Linked DNA regions of Homo sapiens: regions 1 and 2 are each linked to region 3. A link is a loop called in an ENCODE intact Hi-C map of the cell type or tissue named here. Cell type or tissue: chondrocyte. All regions are shown on one strand.

The links. Peaks named below come from ENCODE experiments on the same cell type or tissue, not always from the same donor. Only the 100,000 strongest peaks of a DNase experiment are listed, where the experiment ranks them.
Region 1: it touches region 3 in a loop (6-fold over the local background); 3 of 110 quality-filtered maps call a loop at or near these places.
Region 2: it touches region 3 in a loop (4-fold over the local background); 70 of 110 quality-filtered maps call a loop at or near these places.

Annotation. Positions count from the first base shown.
Region 1 is chr7:94,181,362-94,186,361 of GRCh38, forward strand. No RefSeq gene overlaps it. Among named protein-coding and RNA genes, the nearest start is that of BET1, 180 kb to the left of the region's middle. In chondrocyte, a CTCF peak has its summit at 2,037; no DNase peak of the experiment used is centred here.
Region 2 is chr7:94,298,317-94,303,316 of GRCh38, forward strand. All of the region lies in intron 2 of LOC112267858 (a long non-coding RNA gene), which reads right to left. Among named protein-coding and RNA genes, the nearest start is that of COL1A2-AS1, 91 kb to the right of the region's middle. RefSeq lists an enhancer at 1,940-3,139. In chondrocyte, a CTCF peak has its summit at 2,734; a DNase peak (open chromatin) is centred at 2,875.
Region 3 is chr7:94,392,655-94,397,654 of GRCh38, forward strand. It overlaps COL1A2 (collagen type I alpha 2 chain), which reads left to right and starts at 2,241. Exons shown (of 52, transcript NM_000089.4): 1 at 2,241-2,447. The coding sequence starts at 2,378. In chondrocyte, CTCF peaks have their summits at 2,985 (motif pointing left) and 3,208; DNase peaks (open chromatin) are centred at 1,087, 1,557, 1,847, 2,197 and 1 weaker place.

The DNA.
Region 1 (5,000 bases), 210 kb before region 3:
CTTAAGCAAATGTGCTACAAGTTCCAAAGCACATCAATTTACATTAGTTCACCTTAAATGCAGGTATAGTTCTTGCCCCAACATCATTTCCAGTTGGCTCCTAAATTGGTTTATTTATGCTACTTAGCCCTTGGAATTAATCAACCATTCTGTCTTGAATTTACCTAAACAAATAGAGCATTCCTGATATAATTAGTCCAGATAGTATGGAGTAATATGGGATTTAACATGAAAAATACATATTTTCCTAGGAAATGTCAGACTTTTCAGAATACACCTTCCACCCCTCCTCATTTAACATTTTATGATATATTCTACAGGCCAGGCATGGTAGCTCATGCCTGTAATCCCAGCACTTTGGGAGGCTGAGGCAGGCAGATCACTTGAGGTCAGGAGTTCCAAACCAGCCTGGCCAATGTGGTGAAACCCCGTCTCTACTAAAAATAGAAAAATGAGCCAGGCATAGTGGCTTATGCCTGTAACCCCAGCTACTGGGGAGGCTGAGGAAAGAGCATCACTTGAATCCAGGAGGCGGAGGTTGCAGTAACCTGAGATCGTGCAGTTGCACTCCAGCCTGGGTGACAGAGTGAGACTCTGTCTCAAAAATATATATAATAATAAATGCTACAATTCCTAATTCGATAAAAGTTCTACACAACATCTGTGCTCACAGACTTAGAATTTTTGAAGGCAGGGTAAGAATTTGCTGTGATATTGCTAACTCCACTTGCTAGAATAGGAATCCTCTAACAGGGACTTTATAGACAATGAACCATAAGGGACATTGGCTCTGCTGAACCAGCTTACCACTGACTGTGACTGCCTCTTTCAGCATGGAGCTGATGGAACAGACTCCTCTCTGTGAGTCACAGTTGAGCTGAGCTGGACTCGGATCCTATGACCAACCTGTAACATGAGTTCAGCTTCTTTTCCCCTAACCCAAGAACAGTCAGTATGATGCTGCAGCTCTCTTACTCTCCATCATTAATGCTCTGTATATATTCACAAAATACACACATGGAATCTGTGTCACACACATTTTTCCTGTATGAGGAAAAATGACTGGATGTGAGGAAGACAGATGGAGTGGGAATGAGGAACCAAGGTTTCCTGCTTCTTGTTGAATCTGAGCTCTTCTTTGAGTTGTACCAGTGTAAGGAATATTTTAAATCCATTTTGTCAGAAAGTATTCACTCTGTACTCAGAAGGAATATCTCAGAATGCCACTGTCTAACAGCGTCATACCCGGTCTTACAAGGGTGAAGTCTAGACAATCATACATTACAATTTAAAGGATTTAAATAATCACTTAAAATAATGTTTCACAAATGGCCAACATGAATGCTAAGTTTACTAGCAAACTAGACATCTTATTTTTTAAATTACCTTAACATTTAAAATTCTGAATAGCTTATACAAAAGACACTTAGACTACTGGATAATGTTGCTAATTGTGTCTCTTGTCCTGTTGCAATAGCTGAATTCTTACAAATACTATGTCTAAGTTATGAGCACATTACAAACATGCATACACACATGTGAATGTGCACATACACGGTTTTTCGTAATGGCATTTCCCTCAGCCATTAGTTTGTCATATGGACCAAAGTATTCAATTTCACATGAAGTGGGATCTACAGGTAACTATTCAGAAATTTTCTCATCAGTCCCTAGTATAATCTCCTTAAACAACATAAAAGATTACACCTAAAATACATTTATTTTTAGAATAACTATTTACCTCTAGACCGTTCAGATGTAGCCAGTAACAATGTTTTTCTATCTCCCCTATTTAAACTTACTTGATAATGGAGTGTCATACTATAGTGTTGTTTTTAATTTTTTTAATTAAAGTGAGAACTCTATTGTAGAGAGTTTTCTAAAAACACTTAAAGTCAATAAGCTGATACATATTTTCCCAGGATCTGCTCTGAAAATGTATAACAAACAGGAAAGTCAGCCTGAGAGACATAAACAAGTCACCAGCCTCACCCAGTGACCCTTGACAGGGCCAAGAATGGACCTCCGGCTCTGGGGTCCAGTCCTGCTCACCACTTGGTGCTGCTGCCCTCTGCTCTTTTGTTTCTAATAAAGTTTAAGACACTTCCTGTCTAAATCACATGTGGTTATAGTTCCATGATCCCCATAGTAACACTGAAAGAGAAAAGAAAGTGAGTAGACTCTGCTAAAAGTCAACCAGGATGTTAGAAATTCCTCTCCACTGACTAATCATCTTTCTGCTATTGAACCTTCCTGTCTTTAAGAAATCCTATTTGCGTCACACCATAAGTGAAATTCCAGACAGTTAGGCCTTTCACAATGAAACAAAAAAAAAAACTTAGAAGGGGCAGAAGGCATTCATGTGAAAGTCTGCTGTTTATCAGTGTAATTCTGGAGTTGTGATTTTTTTGGTCAAATTCCCTGGCACCTAAATAGGCAATTTGAGAATAGCATTTGTTCTCACCAAACTACTATTTGCACACACAATCTTTGTACAAGGTATTTTTTAAAACTGTCTAAATCTAAGTTTGTTGAATAAAATATTGTTTGAAGTTGATAGAATTTCAGCTGAAGGCTGATTATCATTTTGTTACATTGGAAACTTTTTTCGTAACAGTTTTATTGTGATAAAGTTCATATACCATAAAATGTAGCCATTTAATGTGTACAATTCAATTGTTTTAGTATATTCACAGAATTGTGCAACTGTTACCACAATCAGTTTCAGCAAATTCTAATTACCCGAAAAGAAAACCTTGTACCCTTTAGCTATCACTCCACAATTGCCTCACAACAATCAACAACCTCCCCTGCCTCCACTGTAAACAATCACTCATCTACTTTCTGTCTCTAAAAAGTTGCCCCTCTGGACGTTTCACATAAATAGACTAGTATAATACATGGTCTTTTCTGACTATATTATTTCCTTTTTTAAAATTTTTAAACGCTTTTATTTTAGGTTCAGAGTCCATGTGCAGGTTTGTTATATGGGGAAAATTGTGCCATGGGAGTTTGTTGTACAGATTATTTCATTACCCAGGTACTAAGCCTACTACCCAATAGTAATCTTTTTTCTGTTCATCTCACTCCTCTGATCCTGCACCCTCTGGTATGTCCCAGTGTCTCTTGTTCCATTCTTTGTGTCCATGGGTTCTCATCATTTAGCTGCCACTTATAAGTGAGAACATGTGATATTTGGTTTTTGTTCCCACATTAGTTTGCTAAGGATAATGGCTTCCAGCTCCATTTATGTCCCTGCAGAGGACATGATCTCCTTCATTTTTATGGCTTCAGAGTATTCCATGGTGTATATGTACAACATTTTCTTTATCCAGTCTACCAGTGATGGGCATTTAGGTTGATTCCATGTCTTTGCTATTGTGAATAGTGCTGCAATGAACATACTTATGCATGTGGATCTTTATGACAGAATGATTTCTATTCCTTTGGATATATTCCCAGTAATGGGATAGCTGGATCAATTGGTAGTTCTGTTTTCAGCTTTTCAAGGAATTGCCAACTGCTTTCCATAATGGTTGAACTAATTTACACTCCCACCAACAGTGTATAAGCATTCCCTTTTCTCGACAACCTCTCCAGCATCTGTTATTTTTTATTTTTGATAATAGCCATTCTGACTGGTGTGAGATTCTATCTCATCGTTGTTTTGATTTGCATTTCTCTAATGATCAGTGATATTGAGCTTTTTTCATATGCTTGTTAGCCTTCTGTGTCTTCTTTTGAAAAGTGTCTGTTCTTGTTCTTTGCCCGCTTTCTAATGGGGTTGATTTTTTTCTTGTAAATTTAATTTCCCTATTGATGCTGGACATTAGACTTGTCAGATGCGTAGTTTGCAGATATTTTCTTCCACTCTGTAGATTGACTGTTTACTCAGTTGATAGTTTCTTTTGCTGTGCAGAAGCTCTTTAGTTTAACTAGATCCCATTTATCAATTTTTGCTTTTGTTGCAATTGTTTTGGCGTCTTTGTCATGAAATCTATGTCCATTGCCGACTTATTTCTATGCTTTCTATTCTGTTCCATTGGTCTGTGTGTCTGTGTTTGTACCTGTACCATGCAGCTTTAGTTACCGTAGCCCTGTAGTACAGATTGAAGTCAGGTAGCGTGATGCCTCTGATTTGTTCTTTTTTATTAGTTGCCATTCTGGACATTTGCCTTGGCTATTCTGGCTCTTTTTTTGGTTCTATATGAATTTAAAAATATTTTTTCTAGTTCTGTGAAGAATGTCATTGGTAGTTTGATAAGAGTACCACTGAACCTGTAAGTTGCTTTGGATAGTATGGCCATTTTAATGATATTGATTCTTCTGATCCATAAGCATGAAATGTTTTTCTATTTGTTTGTGTCATCTCTGATTTATTTGATCAGTGTTTTGTAATTCTTATTTTAGAGATCTTTCACCTTCCTGGTTAACTGTATTCCTAGGTATTGGCAGTTGGGAATGGGATTGCATTCCTGATTTGGCTCTCTGCTTAACTGTTAGTGTGTAGGAATGCTAGTGATTTTTTTACATTGATTTTGCATCCCAAAACTTTGCTGAAGTTGTTTATAAACTCAAGGAGCTTTTGGGCAGAGATTATGGGGTATTCTACATACAGGCTCATATCGTCTGCAAACAGGGATAGTTTGACTTCCTCTCTTCCTATATGGATGGGCTTTCCTTGTCTTGCCTGATTGCTCTGGCCAGGACTTCCAATACTATGTTGAATAGGAATGGTGAGGGAGGGCATCCTTGTCTTGTGCCAATTTTCAAGGAGAATGCTTCCAGCTTTAGCCCATTCAGTGTGATGTTAGCTGTGGTTTTGTCACAGACAGCTCTTATTATTTTGAGATATGTTCCTTCTGTACCTAGTTTGTTGAGAGTTTTTAACATGGAGAGATGTTGAATTTTATCAAAACCCTTTCCAGCATCTATTGAGATGATCATGTGGTTTTTGTCTTTAGTTTTGTTTAGATGATGAATCATGTTTATTGATTTGT
Region 2 (5,000 bases), 94 kb before region 3:
GGAGCTGAAGAACTTGAGCCAAATGCTCATCCATGAGTTTGACTTTCTAAAGAAATTAAGCATGAAGAACAAGGTAGGAGGCTTCTTCTGGCTGTCTAGGTTCTGCCAAAAAACGGGTATCTCTGGTTCCCGGAAATCTGACAATCTAACTAGACACCTTGCTCCAACCAGATTTATTGATTCATGTTAAGAGCTACTCCCTAACCAGGAGGTTGTGATGTCCTTCTTATTCTCTTACTCCTCTCTCTCTCTCTCTCTCTCTCTACTGTGAAGGTTTGAATCTTGTGTCTAACATTTATGAATTAGACATGTTATTTAATGCCACTGAACATTAGTGAATTCATCTATAAAATGGAGTAGAATGTATATAAAGCCTCTCCCCTTCCCCTGCCCATAGCCCATCCCACTTTCTAATACTTTAGTGTGGGTGTTCCACTTAGTTGTCTATTCAAATGTCAAATCACTGTTCTGGTCATGGTGTAATATTCCTACCAGCAGGGACCTGATCTGTCTTGTTCTTTCTCTTTAATACCTAAAAAAGTGCTTGGGACAATAAATGTTGGTGGAATTAATGAATGTCAGGAAAATCCACTTCATCTCCAGTCTTCCTTCTGCCATTAGCAAGCTGTAAGTAACCTTCACAAACTCATCTGAGCTGCTTTGGCTACAGTTTCTCCACCTGTAAAACAAGATGTTTGCAGTACAAAGTCTTTGGTTCTCTAAGACATGCTTTCTCTGTTAGGAGATTATTATGACCTTCAGTTCTTTTCTCTGCTCAGCTTTCATCATTCAGGCACATTTCACATCCAAAAGGCATCCATGGTGATTCAGAATGCAAGCTCCCAAACGAGACAGCTGTGATCTGTATCCCAGCCCTCCACCATCTAGCTCCGGGTTTGGGGCAAACTTCTTAAACTTGCTGGGCCCGTTTCACTGTCCATTACCTCAAGGAGCTGTTGGGATGTATAAGTGACTAAATTCAGGTAAAGAAACAGAAAAGTGTGTGACAAACAGTAGGCAGTCAATAAAAGTTCACTATATGACAGTCTTTCCTTCCTATATTTTGAGTTTAGATAAATTACAGTGGCTGCGATTTGGGACTTTGAATGGCATTGCAGTTTTTATTTCCAACTTTTCTCTCTTTGATCAATGGTAGTCTAAATTCTACATATAGCAATCTAAGTGGGTATCAAGTATAAGGATAATAGAAAATATCTTGGATACAGTGTCCATGCTATATATCAAGAATATTATTACTCATAGCAGCTTTTTAAAAATTGTAGTGTAGTATGTGTCCTTATGTTAATCTTAAACCACAACTTAAAGAACTTCAACCAGTCTCAGCCCTTCCTGCCCTCCATGCATTTATCTTCATGATGAAGCTTTTAATTTCTCCACATTTAAGATCAGTTTTATTATTTTTCTTTATTAAAGATATTAGGAATGAAGAAACATTGGCAAAATTATGTTGCTTGTTCTTAATTTTTTTACTGTTACTATTATTAATCTTGTTCCGGCCATGGTACTGGAGTACAATATTTCCTTTTGTGGAACATGGTCATTTTGCTATTCCAAACAAAGTTTGTGAAGATTGAAGTTGGAAGCGTTGTGAACTATGAATAACCCACAGAGTCCTAAACGGTTGTTACATTATTATTTTTCTCACAATTATCCTACGAAAAAAACACACAGATTTATTTGGAAAGGCTCGGAACAATGAAATAAATACAGTACTGATTTCAAATGCAAATGTCACGTCATTTCTAAATGAGTCAACCTTCAAAAGACAATGAAAAATCAACCAGAAAATTTCTGCATGTCAAAGAGTTTTAAAGGTGATAGCTAGTAAATTGAAGTACACATCAAAGTTTCTCCAATAAAAATGTTAAATATAAGTTACTTCTTCATACATATCTAAAACCTGTCAAGTACAGGGGAAAATAATCTGTCCCACCCCCACCCATAAACTGAACAGATCACAGAAATAACTGGCATCTTTCCGCTTCCGAGGAGTGGCCGCAGGTTAGTGACAGTATAATAGTTCCTGTGTGGGAGTGTCCCTGAGTTCTAGCTCCTCCAACGCGAATCATGGCAGTGGCAGTATGTCCAAATCCTGGTAGCAATGCCCAGGATGCATGCAGTCAGAATGGCAAGTGCAAAAGGCATTTCTGGGTCTGTCAAGGCCCTAGGCTGCTGGGTAACTTAGGGGTCATCTCAGCAAGAAAGGACAAGAAAGGATTTATAAGTATACGTACACACTCCCTGGAAATGCATCTAGAGTAGGATTCTCTAACACATTGGACTTCCTGCAGCCAGGCAAGCAGAGTCTTGGACTTCAAGATGTGGGTGTTCAAGTTAATGACAACACCTGTTCTCACCAGCTGGTGAAACCCGAAGAGCCCCCCTGCCCCATCAAGGTTACAAGTGTCTTACATATTTTGAAGAGAGATTGATGCTACCTGTTGTTAATTTATGAGGTGAGTGGGTTGAAAATTAAGGAGGCGGAAAAAATTGTGACATGCAAATGATTTTCCTCCCCCTATGGATCAGAACTTTAATCACACAATAAATATTCTTGTTCTCCATGTGGATGATGCAGGTGACCTCAATTTCACAAAGGCTTGTAAAATCCAGTATGTGTTTCTCTGTTCTGTACAGGGAAATTTGAGTAAACGATTGACTTTTCACTGAAATTTAGGTTTCCTAATGACCCCCACATAAATAATGCAGCTAGAAATTACTGAGGACTAGCCCAGTCGCTTGGTGGCTAGCACTTTCCCCTCCCTTCAGCGGTATCCCTGCATTGTGCCTTTAAGGCAGCAGGGGCTCACTAGCTCCTCGGGCTGAACTCTGCCCTCCCTGGGCAGTGACTCACACTCTGCAGGCTCAGACAAATGGAATCTCCCCCTGTGAGAGCCCTGCAGCCTTCCACTGTGAAAAGTCATCACAGGGCCTGAAGGGAATATTTCCCCCACTTCCAACCTCCAAGCTCTGAGGCCACAAGTGTTTTTCACTGAGAGGGCCAGAATGTTCTAAAGCCTGTGGAAATTAAAAGCGTAATTCATGACACAGCAAAACTTTTTCCTCCCCCCATCATCTAAGACCACCTAGGGAAAAGAGAGAAATGGACTAATGCCAGATTGAGGCCTGGAGGAGAAGCCCCAGTCAACTCTCTTTTCAGTCCTTCCACAGCACAGACCAAACACACACACACATACACACGTGCATGCACACACATCCATACTATACATCATCGTATTGTTGTCTCAGGTTTGGGGAAAACGAAATGTTTCAAGACGGATGAGAAGGGAAATTGTGTGAGGAACTGCAGCTCTCCTCCAAAAATGTGTGTGTGTGTGTGTGTGTGTGTGTGTGTGTGTGTGAGAGAGAGAGAGAGAGAGAGAGAGAGAGAGAGAGGGAGGAGGAGGAGAAGGAGAAGGAGGAGGAGGAAGCAGAGGAAGAGAGGGAGGAATGGGGAAGAGGGACAGAGATAGGGGGCGTGGAGGGAGAGCCAGACAATGAAGTAAAAGAACAATCAAAACAAAGTTCCTTCTCCCTCCCCCAGTTCCAGATTTTTGGGCAGCTTCCAAACTTGCTAACTTTCCCAAGGACAAGTTTTAAAGAAATGTTCAAAAAGCCAACAAAACTAAATGTAGATACCTTTGAAACTTCTTAGATAACAGTTACAGACAGCAGTAGCAACCCAACTCTAAAACTGGGCCATTGAAAAGGAGGAGGAGGAGTCTGTGTCCCTGACTGCCACACTTGAAAAGAACTCTAGCTCTGAGGAGTTGATCCGTCTTCCCAATCCCTCATCCACCCAAGCCCAAAAACTCAGACTTTTCAATGGAATCCACCATCCTATGCTTACACTGGTGTGGGAAAACCATCACATACTTTTATTTCTAAATGTTTCTGTTCTGTTTGTTTAAATATGCATAATGTATCAGAAAGAAATGGAAAAAAAGGAGTAGCCTGTTTAAATACAAAGAAACGGTGTTAATGAAAACTAAGTGAAGCATAACCTTAATTTGTACCCCAAATCTAGTATGACATGAATTGATAGATTAGTTACATAAGTAAAAAGTTTTCCTGAAAGCAGAAATTAAAGTTTAGTTGTTTTGCTTCATAACAGTTTAGTGCAATACAAACTTGTAAACTGACATTGATATTTACTTGGTTCATGTTCTGTTACCTATTTTAAGGTTGAAACACTAAGACAACAAAGATCTGCTAATAATTTATTCTTAATTAAAAGACGCAATCTAAGAAGTAACTTTTAACAACTTTCTAGTTTTTTTATAACAGTGTAAACTTCTTCAGTTAATCTTGTGAACCTTGCAACAAATTTACCCACAGATGAAAGTATTAGATAATATGAAAAGATTCAGAAGCCATTGCAATGTACTATTGATTTCCTTTCCCTCCTGAGGATATTTCCAAGGGTTTGCTTTCTCCAACCAACTCTTTAACCTGGAAGTCAGCATTTAGTGATCTGGTTACAACCTTTCTTGTTTGTGTTTGTTTTTTTCTCATACTTAAACGTTCTTATGAACTTGGAGCCAGCTAAATCCATCTATTTACTTCCCATAACTTCTCTCATGCTATGTTCCTCTTTCTGAAATGACTCCCTACTCCCCCACCCTACTCATTCTCTAAAAGCTAGCAAATAATGACATCTGCATAAGTTCCTTCATCTGAATTTTCTTATATAGATGGCCTTGCCAATGTCTGACCTCCATTGTGACTGCTTGTATTTCTTATGTCCCTTAGTGGGGACAGTTTCCTGTCCTTTTTATTACCATATCCCCCAACTATATCTAGTATGGCCCCATGTTTTAAAATGCACCATCCCCCACCTCCAAAATAAGCAAGACGGAAAGCACCGGAGCAAACATTTTAAATGTTTATTCCCAATCATCTGCTAACATCATTTAGCAGATGAAGTTTCCCTTAGCATATACAAATATACAGTGTAAACAAAGCAAAATGTCAGGCCT
Region 3 (5,000 bases):
CAACACAGGACAAATACACACATATGCCCTGCAAAGGTAATTCAGCACAGTGGTAACAATGATTCTTAGAAATCATTTCTCACTCTTCTGATATGCAGAAAAAAATTTGTTATGATGTAGTATTGAAGTTTTTCTTTCCTGATAAAAATGATTTCCACTTTAAAAGTTTTTTGTTAGTTCTGTAACGGTGATATTTCAGGGAAATGTTAAAAATGTTCTTGGAATATACAATTCAACCTCAGGTCTTTTGTTGTTGTTGTTCCTAGAACCTAGAAAACTTCAAACATTGTTGCCTAGTTAGAAAAAAATTTGAATGTGGATTGCTCCCTGTAAACCCCCTTCTAGGAATGACCAGTAACCCTTTCAAATTCTTTCACTCCCAGTTACTTCAAAAAATCATCCAAAGTGGTCTCCCAAGTGAGTGCCTTTAATTAGAATAAAACAAGAGTTTATTATAGTTTTTGGTTATCCACTTTTACTTGCATTAACCTTTTTTTCTTCTTTTACATTTAGAAAGAGTAACCTGCTTTAGAATAGTCCCTTTTATTTACAGAAGCTGCTGATGGAGTTAACTTCTGCAGAAATTCTTCCTTAAGGCAAAGCAAAAAAAGCGGGGAGGGGGTGGGGGGAAGGAAGGGAAAAAGATTCTCAGGGAACTACAGCCCACTTGCTTCTGTTTCTTAGAGACAGAACTGACCTAAAGATGCCCCCTTTGCGATGACTTCTGGGATAGAGCAGCACTCTAACTAGGCCCCCGCTGCCTCATGGGGACCTTAGGCAAGTAGAGGAGAGGCCTGACACACACACACACACACACACACACACGCACACGCGCGCGCGCGCACACACACACACACAGCCTTTCAAACCTAGGGCCTGGAATGCCATCCCAAGAGGCTTTAGAAAAAGGCACAGGACCTTTGGCCTCCCACCTCAGGGTCAAAGTACCAGTTCCTCCTCTCCCTAGTAGGGAGTGGAGGGTTGGATGGAGGCGGCCAGAGAAGAGGGAAGTTGGGTGCTGGGGAGAGAGTTAACATCCACGTTGGTGGGCGCACTGCTTGGGGTGTTACCAGCGAAGACTACGAAGACCCCAAGCTCGAATCAGAAGGGCCTCTGGATGTGCTAGGGGAGGTGCTTGGGTGTGGCTGTAAGAGATGGGACAGAGAGTAAGCAGCAAGGTCAAGAGGGACCGGGGGGCTCACGGGAGGGTTGAAGGGTCCAGGCTCAGGGTAGAACTGGTAAATCCAGACAAGGAGCCCATGGAGAAGGGGAGGGGAGACTGGAAACCATGAAAGATCCCCCACCGCAGCCTCAGAAAGGAGAGACTGAGAAATAAGTTCTCGGTCTCCAGGTCGGTTGGAGTCGTGTCGGAGTGCCAGACCATCCCCCAAAAGACCCTCTTTGGAATGAGCCTCAGCAAAGGCAAGCTAGGAGGTCGAAGGACTTCCCCAGGTGACTCGGTCTAGTCTAGAGTTCGCAAAGCCTATCCTCCCTGTAGCCGGGTGCCAAGCAGCCTCGAGCCTGCTCCCCAGCCCACCTGCCAACAAAAGGCGCCCTCCGACTGCAACCCAGCCCTCCACAGACAGGACCCGCCCTTTCCCGAAGTCATAAGACAAAGAGAGTGCATCACTGCTGAAACAGTGGGCGCACACGAGCCCCAAAGCTAGAGAAAAGCTGGACGGGGCTGGGGGCGGGGTGCAGGGGTGGAGGGGCGGGGAGGCGGGCTCCGGCTGCGCCACGCTATCGAGTCTTCCCTCCCTCCTTCTCTGCCCCCTCCGCTCCCGCTGGAGCCCTCCACCCTACAAGTGGCCTACAGGGCACAGGTGAGGCGGGACTGGACAGCTCCTGCTTTGATCGCCGGAGATCTGCAAATTCTGCCCATGTCGGGGCTGCAGAGCACTCCGACGTGTCCCATAGTGTTTCCAAACTTGGAAAGGGCGGGGGAGGGCGGGAGGATGCGGAGGGCGGAGGTATGCAGACAACGAGTCAGAGTTTCCCCTTGAAAGCCTCAAAAGTGTCCACGTCCTCAAAAAGAATGGAACCAATTTAAGAAGCCAGCCCCGTGGCCACGTCCCTTCCCCCATTCGCTCCCTCCTCTGCGCCCCCGCAGGCTCCTCCCAGCTGTGGCTGCCCGGGCCCCCAGCCCCAGCCCTCCCATTGGTGGAGGCCCTTTTGGAGGCACCCTAGGGCCAGGGAAACTTTTGCCGTATAAATAGGGCAGATCCGGGCTTTATTATTTTAGCACCACGGCAGCAGGAGGTTTCGGCTAAGTTGGAGGTACTGGCCACGACTGCATGCCCGCGCCCGCCAGGTGATACCTCCGCCGGTGACCCAGGGGCTCTGCGACACAAGGAGTCTGCATGTCTAAGTGCTAGACATGCTCAGCTTTGTGGATACGCGGACTTTGTTGCTGCTTGCAGTAACCTTATGCCTAGCAACATGCCAATGTAAGTGCCTTCAGCTTGTTTGGGGGAGACTGGGTAGAGAGGTTAGATGGGAGGGCACCCTGCCCTGAAAAGGAAAACCTGTAACCTGAATTCCAGGTACACTTGGAGGGCAGACTCTCAGGCATGTGGGAAAACGCCGGAATTGATAAGAAACATGGAAATTACTTTAAAAAATGAAAACATAAAAGCCTTGCCAAAAGTTAGGGAACTTTTCCTCTAAGTTCAGAGTGAGACAGTTAACTCGGTCTGGCTCCTCAGCTTAGTAACCCCCAAAGGGAGCGGAAGGTCTTTTTCCCTAAGGATGAGATATTAACGACCAATGTGGTGGAGGAAGTCAAGGGCCTGCACCCCACAGGCCCCATAACCGCACTGATGTCCACCTTGTAAAACTTGAGGCCTGCGTTAGAAAGCCCTTCAACTGAGTAATGTAAAACTCACCTCCTAAGAGCTTTTATCTTCTGGGCATTGTAAGGCTTGTCCGGAGGAGGAGGATGACGATGCTGATATGATGATGGTTATAAGGCGCCCTCTGGAGGAAGGAAAATGAAAGTACAGGGGACAGGGCCTTAAGCAGATGGAATCCCAATTAAAGCTTCTACGGATTTATACAGATTAATGATCAGCATTTCTGGTTGGAGCCTTTCCCAGTGGCTAGTCAGTGAACCCTGGAAAGAAGAATGGATGCTACTTGGAGTGGGTACATTCTGAAAAGTAATATAAGTGTCTCAATTCACTTTCTAGTCATGGAAATGGTAACATTTTTTAACTCAAATCTGCTCTAAATTTTGTTTGAGCCTGAGAATTACCCCTTTGACATGTTCCCAGTGATAAGCAAACATTATGAACGCAGCAAGTTGAGAAATATCAACATTGAGATGAGACTCAAGAGACCGGGGTTTTTCCCATGAGTCTGACACCAATTTGCTGCGTGACTTTGGGCAAGTCAAACGGCCTTTTCTAAAATGTGAGACAGAGATTAAAGGGACCCCAAGGCCACTTTCCAGCTCTAGGTTCCATGGCCAGACTTTCATGTCAACAGAGAATGAAGAAGATCAGTCCGTTTTCATCTTGAAAATGGCTGCCAAAGTGCTAGACAAAGATATTGACTAGATGGGGGATGGTATTGTCTGACCACACCCAGTACTCCAAAAAGTTGTTCCACCCACACAGCACGGTGTCTACCACTGCATAATTTCTAATGCATTTGTGTGCTTGTGTGTGTGTGTGTGTGTGTGTGTGTGTCTGTGTGTCTGTGTGTCTCTTCCCCCTTCATTCACTTTTAGTATACATACTGTGGATACTAAGGAGTAATTGCAGTGAACAAATTCACATTACCGAGTTCATATTTTTAATGAGATCTTGAGAGTGGGAGGAAAGAGTCGGCTCCTAGAGAATAAAATGAAGGCAGACTTAGGGAAATTTGAAGGTACAAAGGCAACTTACCTTCTGATCAACAGCCAACCACAGTCTGGAATAAATGTTATCAAACACACATTCTTCAAAATGGTCCATGTCTGAGTAATTAAAAGGCAAATTTCCAAAATCATAAGGACTTCCGTTAATCAAGTCAGGCATAATTATTCTTCCTACTGATGGACACAATGAAGTAAACATATCATTCTTGTAATTTAACAGTAATTCTCGTAAATTGCCCTTAAATGTCAGTGCTGGATGTGGTCCACCCTCCTAAATTGTGACTGTTGCAACAGATGTTCTCACTTCAAATAACGCACTTCTTGGCCACCTAATTAAAGCAATTTTTGGGGTGATTCATCCTACTGCAAGCTTGGCCACACTTGTATCCTGTATTAACCTATAATTTTTGTACCGTAGGAGAAGAATTCACTCTTTAAGGACTTATAACAATTATGGCAAAAGGGGGGATAGTACTTTTGTTTATTTTTTCTATTATTTTTCAAGATCTTTAATCCGGTTTTTCCATTTATACAAAACTCTTTCTCCGAGACAAAAATGATACATATTGGTAAAATGATCTTACCTAATTTAAGTGAACTAATTTAAAGCAAAATTCAGATGTCTGAATTAATCCATTTTCATAGTTAATAATGTGCAAATTAGACCTTTTGAAAAAGGATATTAAGAATGGTACAAACTCAATGAAGTACTAGGTAACTTCAATGTTTTATAAAAAAGTAAGTCAGCTTCAATGTTTCATAAAAAACAAATTCAATATAGAATTTTAAGGTAACATACTTTCCTAAATTTTACCTTTTTTCGATATTTAGGTATTAAAAATGATCAAAATCATAAATTATTTCCTCATCAATCTACTAGTCTTACATTCAGCGATTCATCTGTGCACTTTACCAGCTTAATTGCTAAGCATTCAAAATATCCTTCAGACACATTAATATTTCACAACAGTTATAAAATAGTAAATAATTAATAATTTAATTCAAAATACATTTACATATTAATATTGCAAACAAATCACCCTGCTGATCCCTGCCATACTTTTGACCTGCATAATTTCTAGGTCATTAAAATATTCTTAAAAAAATATAATTGGTCCTTAATTAGGTAATTCAATTC